Linked DNA regions of Homo sapiens: region 1 is linked to region 2. A link is an interaction called in ENCODE POLR2A ChIA-PET data of the cell type or tissue named here. Cell type or tissue: Panc1. All regions are shown on one strand. Links, peaks and the distances in the headings refer to the core of each region. The heading gives the core; the rest is flanking DNA.

The links. Peaks named below come from ENCODE experiments on the same cell type or tissue, not always from the same donor. Only the 100,000 strongest peaks of a DNase experiment are listed, where the experiment ranks them.
Region 1: POLR2A ChIA-PET joins it to region 2 with 5 read pairs; 3 of 35 experiments call an interaction of 5 or more read pairs at or near these places.

The regions. Positions count from the first base shown.
Region 1 is chr15:43,845,371-43,848,291 of GRCh38, reverse strand. The region is part of intron 8 of WDR76 (WD repeat domain 76); the gene reads right to left. Among named protein-coding and RNA genes, the nearest start is that of WDR76, 20 kb to the right of the region's middle. In Panc1, for the core only: no CTCF peak of the experiment used is centred there; no DNase peak of the experiment used is centred there.
Region 2 is chr15:44,189,537-44,192,457 of GRCh38, reverse strand. The region is part of intron 1 of FRMD5 (FERM domain containing 5); the gene reads left to right. Among named protein-coding and RNA genes, the nearest start is that of FRMD5, 4.3 kb to the left of the region's middle. In Panc1, for the core only: no CTCF peak of the experiment used is centred there; no DNase peak of the experiment used is centred there; H3K4me3 peaks cover 346 bases; H3K27ac peaks cover 1,249 bases.

The DNA.
Region 1 (2,921 bases), core at 98-2,597, 340 kb after region 2:
ATTAGGTTCTGCTTCTTTCTTATTGCAGTAAGTGAATTTTTTTTCTTTTTTTGAGATAGGGTCTCACTCTGTCAATCCAGCCTGGAGTACAGTGACACAATCATGGCTCACTGCAGCCTCAACCGCCTTGAGCTCAGGTGATATTCCCAGCTCAACTTCCTGAGTAGCTGGGACTAATGGCACACACCACTACATCCAGTTTTTTTTTTGTTTGTTTGTTTTTTTTAAGAGACAGGCATCTCACTATGTCACCTAGGCAGGTCTCAAATTAGTGGGCTTAAGCCATCCTCCTGCCTTGACTTCCCAAAGCCCTGGAATTACAAGCATGAGCCACTGCACCCAGCCAGCATGAGGGATCTTATAGGGATGATGAAAATGTTCTAAAACCAGACTATGATAATTAAACAACTAAGTAAACTTATTAAAAACCACTGAGGCCAGGTGCAGTGGCTCACGCCTGTAATCGCAGCTCTGGGAGGCCGAAGCAGGTGAAAATCACTTGAGGTCAGGAGTTCCAGATCAGCCTGGCCAACATGGAGAAGCCTCATCTCTACAAAAAATACAAAAATTAGGCTGGGCACGGTGACTCATTCGTGTAAACCCAGCACTTTGGGAGGCCGAGGCGGGTGGATTACAAGGTCAGGAGTTCAAGACCAGCCTGGCCAAGATGGTGAAACCCCATCTCTACTAAAAAAACAAAAAAATTAGCCAGGTGTGGTAGCGGACGCCTGTAATCCCAGCCACTTGGGAGGCTGAGGCAGAGAACTGCTTGAACCCAGGAGGCGGAGGCTGCAGTGAGCAGAGATCACGCCACTGCATGCCAGCCTGGGCAACAGAGCAAGACTCGTCTCAAAAAAAAAAAAATTAGCCAGGTGTGGCAGCGAGCGCCTATAATCCCAGCTACTCAGGAGGCTGAGGCACGAGAATCACCTGAACCCAGGAGGCAGAGATTGCAGTGAGCCAGGATCACACCACAGCACTCCAGCCTGGGTGACAGAGCAAGATTCCCATCTCAAAAAAAAAGAAAAAAAAGCATTGAATTTTACATTTTTTAAATAGGATTTTATGATAGGTAAATTATTACCTCAATGAAGCCATTTTTTAAAAAAACTGGGGAAATTGTGAGCACAGGATAGACAAGGTAATATTGCTTTTAGACTTGTTAAATCTGTTAATGAGATTGCCAAATGTCCTGGAAAATTAGGTTGATGGAGATACTGGACTACAGAGACCTAGTAATACAGATTTTTTTTTTTTTTTTTTTTTTTTGAGGTGGTGTTTTGCTCTTGTTTCCCAGGCTGGAGTGCAATGGCGCCATCTCGGCTCACTGCAACCTCCGTCTCCTGTGTTCAAGCAAATCTCCTGCCTCAGCCTCCCAAGTAGCTGGGATTACAGGCATGTGCCACCATGCCCGGCTAATTTTGTATCTTTAGTAGAGATGGGATTTCATCATGTTGTTCAGGCTGGTCTTGAACTCCAGACCTCAGGTGATCCGCCAAACCTTGGCATCCCAAAGTGCTGGGATCACAGGTGTGAGCCACCGCGTCCGGCTGTAATACAGATTTTTGGAGTCATCATGAAAGATATGAAAAAAGGATTTTTATGTATGTCTTAAATCTATACAGATCAACTCATCCAAAAAAAAACCTTCATTTAATCATGCTAATTTTCAATTTTTCCTTTGCAAAATTCTTCAAAAAGTAGTCTCAGATGGGTGTGGTGGCTCACACCTGTAATCCCAGCACTTTGGGAGGCTGAAGCAGGTGGAGTGCTTGAGCTCAGGAGTTTGAGATGAGCCTAGGCAACATAGTGAGACCCATCTCTACAAAAAGTTAAAAAATTAGCCAGGTGTGGTGGCACATGACCGTAGTCCCAGCTACGCAGGAAGCTGAGGTGGAGAATTGCTTGACCGTGGGAAGTTGAGGCTGCAGTGAGCTATGATCATGCCACTGCACTCCAGCCTGGGCAACAGAGTGGGACCGTATCTCAGGGGCGGGAAAAAAAAAAAAAAGTCTCTATCCAATGCTTCTCCAGTTCTTTCATTACCCCCATACTTCCTTAATCTCCTAAAGCCTTTGTTCCTTACTTACCTCATTGTCAAAGCTATTCTCTCAACTCACTACATGGTACCCTATTTTCAAAATCAATGGCCTTTTCTCCATTCTTTTAACTTCTCTGCAAAAGGCTCTGTCAACCTCCCATCCTTGAAACTCATCTCTTGGCTTCCAAAACATACTATTCTGATCTTCTTCCCACTTTTTTGCTTCAGTTTTCTTTGCTAAATCCTATCACCTCCTATCCCCACTCACATCTTATCAAAATAAGGGAGAATCTATGATCCCAAAATAAGAACTTGGTTTCTGTCTTCAAACTTGCAAATTTTGTTTATAAACCCCAACCAACTTCAAGTCACCACTATTTCTTCACCTTCATTAATTGTCCTTATGGCATTTTTCATGTCTTTGGTCTTCTTCCCCAATAAGAAAATAAATTCAGAGAACATTAACTTGACTTTTCTCAATTTTGTAATAACAGACAGTATTTCATGCAGAATTATATGCACAATGAATGGAATTCAGTATCTATTTCTGACTCATCAAAGATAACTAAAATCATTCCAAAGCAGGTCCCTGGGAAGATATTTTGATACAGCTTAGAAACTGTTTCTTAGTCCATTTGGGATGCTAAAACAACATACCATAAACTGAGTGGCTTATCAACAGCAGCATTTTATTTCTCACAGTCCTGGTGACTAGGAAGACCAAGATCAAGCTTCCAGTTCATTCAGTGTCTGGTAAGGGCCTACTTTCTGGTTCATAGTTGGTGCCTTCTAGCTGTGTCCTCATATGGTAGAAGGGACAGTGGTCTCTCCTGGGTTTCTTTTATAAGGGCACTAATCTTATTCATGACCTAATCACCTC
Region 2 (2,921 bases), core at 135-2,634:
TGATAATTTGAACTCATTTTCCTTAAAGTGTTGTATGCCATATTTTTGTTTAAATAAAGTATCTATTTTAGAATGATTTTACTGCCTTAGCATAATCAGAGACTACTTAGGATATTACAGAATCAGAAATGTATCACTGGGTTGGAGTCATGATAGTTCCATTTGGTAAATTTCAGTTATAAGAAATTCTGTCAAAGTATTTGTCTATCCTTTCATAATGCAGCATTTATTCCGATCTGGCATTTAGGATGTAATTATTAAGGTAATGAAAATGCCTTATATCTTTTCAATGAAGGTTGCCACAGTTACCAGACTATTCTTTCACTCTTTCTGATATGCAAATGTATTTGTAGACCATGAGAAATGAAAGTATACATAGGAGGGTTGTAGTATAATTGCTCCCCTGTGAAGAACATTGTTAACAGCTCCCTGCCAGTTTTGAAGGTCATTTCCTCGTAAATGCAGATCTGGTCTACTCATCTGTTTTTCATTCATCTGTTTCATTTATGGAGATACATATATATATATATATATAATATATATATATATATATATATATATATATTTACCACATTTATCAGCTTACTTTGTTATTTGGAGAAAATAGGGAAAATTAAAAAATGAAAAGATAACTAATATCTTTGAACTCAGTATACTGAAGGAGTCATTTACGTGCTTAGGCATGTAATATCCTAAGGAATTTTTATGTTTTTAAGAAACGGGATCTTGCTATGTTGCCTAGGCTGGACTTGAATTCCTGGGCTGAAGTGATTCTCTCGCCTCAGCCTCCCAAGTAGTTGGGACTACAGAAGTGCACCACCATGCCCTGCTTATAAGGAATAGATTATTTTATTATTATTATTATTATTTTTGAGGTGGAGTCTCGCTCTGTTGCCCAGGCTGAAGTGCAATGGCGCAATCTAAGCTCACTGCAACCTCTGCCTCCTGGGTTCAAGCGATTCTCCTGCCTCAACCTCCCGAGTAGCTGGTATTACAGGCACCCACCACCATGCCTGGCCAATTTTTGTATTTTTAGTAGAGACGAGGTTTCACCATGTTGGCCAGGATGGTCTCTATCTCTTGACCTCGTGATCCACCCGCCTCGCCTCCCAAAGTGCTGGGATTACAGGCATGAGCCACTGCACCCGGCCAGGAATAGATTTTGAACTATCTTTCAGCTTATAATAGTTTATAAATTATGAGAATATATATTGCAACATTTCTAATAGAAATATGTGTTGAAAAAATACCTATTTTCAAGTCAGAAATGTTAATCAGTTTTTTGTGATTACTGAAAGGTGAGCTACTCTAGAAATGAATTTGATTTTACTGAGAGACATATTAAAATAATGGATTAAGCAGCCAGGTTAAATTGTGCAGTTAAATAAGATACTACCATAAATAGAATGTGTGTGCAGGGGCATTTCCATAGTATAACCAATATTTGGATTTGATTGTGGCTCAACCACTTAGTAGCTGTGGTAGCTAGGGTGAGAGAGGGAGGGAGAGAACAAATGTATTGAGCCCTGTGCTTGCCAGGCACTCTAGAGTTTATAATAGATTAAGAGAAAGCTATAAATCATAAACCCTAAGAATTATCACATCTAGTTCGATGCCTTACATAGTTTTAATTCAATAAATATTTGTTCTAATTTGTTTGTGCTACATGATTGCTATGTTAACTTCACTTCAAATTTTCTTATTCCTGAAAACAATAAACAGTTCTAACACCTGTATAACTCTTTATAGTTTTAATCCATTCCATTACAAACCGTTTTGCTGTGTGACCCCTCTCCCGGGTGAGAAGTACAGTATGTTAGTGTGGTATTTATGAGGTCTTTGAGGTATTTATGAAGTCAATTTCTGCAATTATCCTTTGTTGAATTAGTGGAGTGCCAGTTGGTATAGCTCCTATGACTTTTTGGTTTGTCTCTTAGGATTTCAAAACTTTCAGGTCCCCCTGCCTCCATCTCTGCAAGTTTAGAGGGCTTAGATCAAATGAATACTGTGTGATGCAGTACTTCATGGAGTGTTAGAGTTCTGCCAGAATTAGGATTTTGGATGTAGGGATCACCATAGCTACAGAAGTTTCCTTCACACTTTTCCCCTTAGTACCCCATAAAAGAGGAGACAGACCTCCTCACAGCCTCATTTTCTCACCTCTTGCTCCAAGAGGAAGTGGACCATGCTTCCCATCCTGTTTCTAGTTATATCTATTTTAAGTTGAATTCACCTTTGATAGCCTCATCTATAACATCCTGTCTGACTCTGCGAGTTGCTCGTCTCTCAAATGTGTCTAGTTAAGGCTTGTACTAAAGAAGTGAATATCATGGAGGATTGGCAGCAACCTTATAGCTTCTGTTTCTCACTTCTGTAGTGCCCAGGAAGGACAGTGCTGCTTTCCTGGAGGCCAGGTGATGGTTGTTGCCCCTGTTTTCTGGTCTTGACTTTTTGGGGCTTAGGCCAACCACCTCAGTGGTTTTCTTATGCAGCTGGGAAATTTGAAGGGTACTAAAGCATCTCCATTCCCATGTTGCAGGGAGAATGGTGTTTCCCCTAAGACAGCAAATCGCCAATTCATATGTCTATCCTAGCAAATGAAGCAGGTCTTCCATTCCTTTTTAAGACCCTAGACCCTGGTGACCAATAAAACTCTTTGGACTTTTGGCTAGACATGGTGGCTCATGCCTGTAATCCTGGCAATTTGGTAGGCTGAGGTGGGAGGATCACTTGAGATCAGGAGTTTGAGACCAGCCTGGTCAACATGGTAAAACCCCCGTCTCTACTAAAAATACAAAAATTAGCCAGGTGTGTGCTGTTACATGCCTGTAATCCCAGCTGCTCGGGAGGCTGAGGCAGGAGAATTGCTTGAACCCGGGAGGTGGAGCTTGCAGTGAGCCGAGATAGCACCATTGCACTCC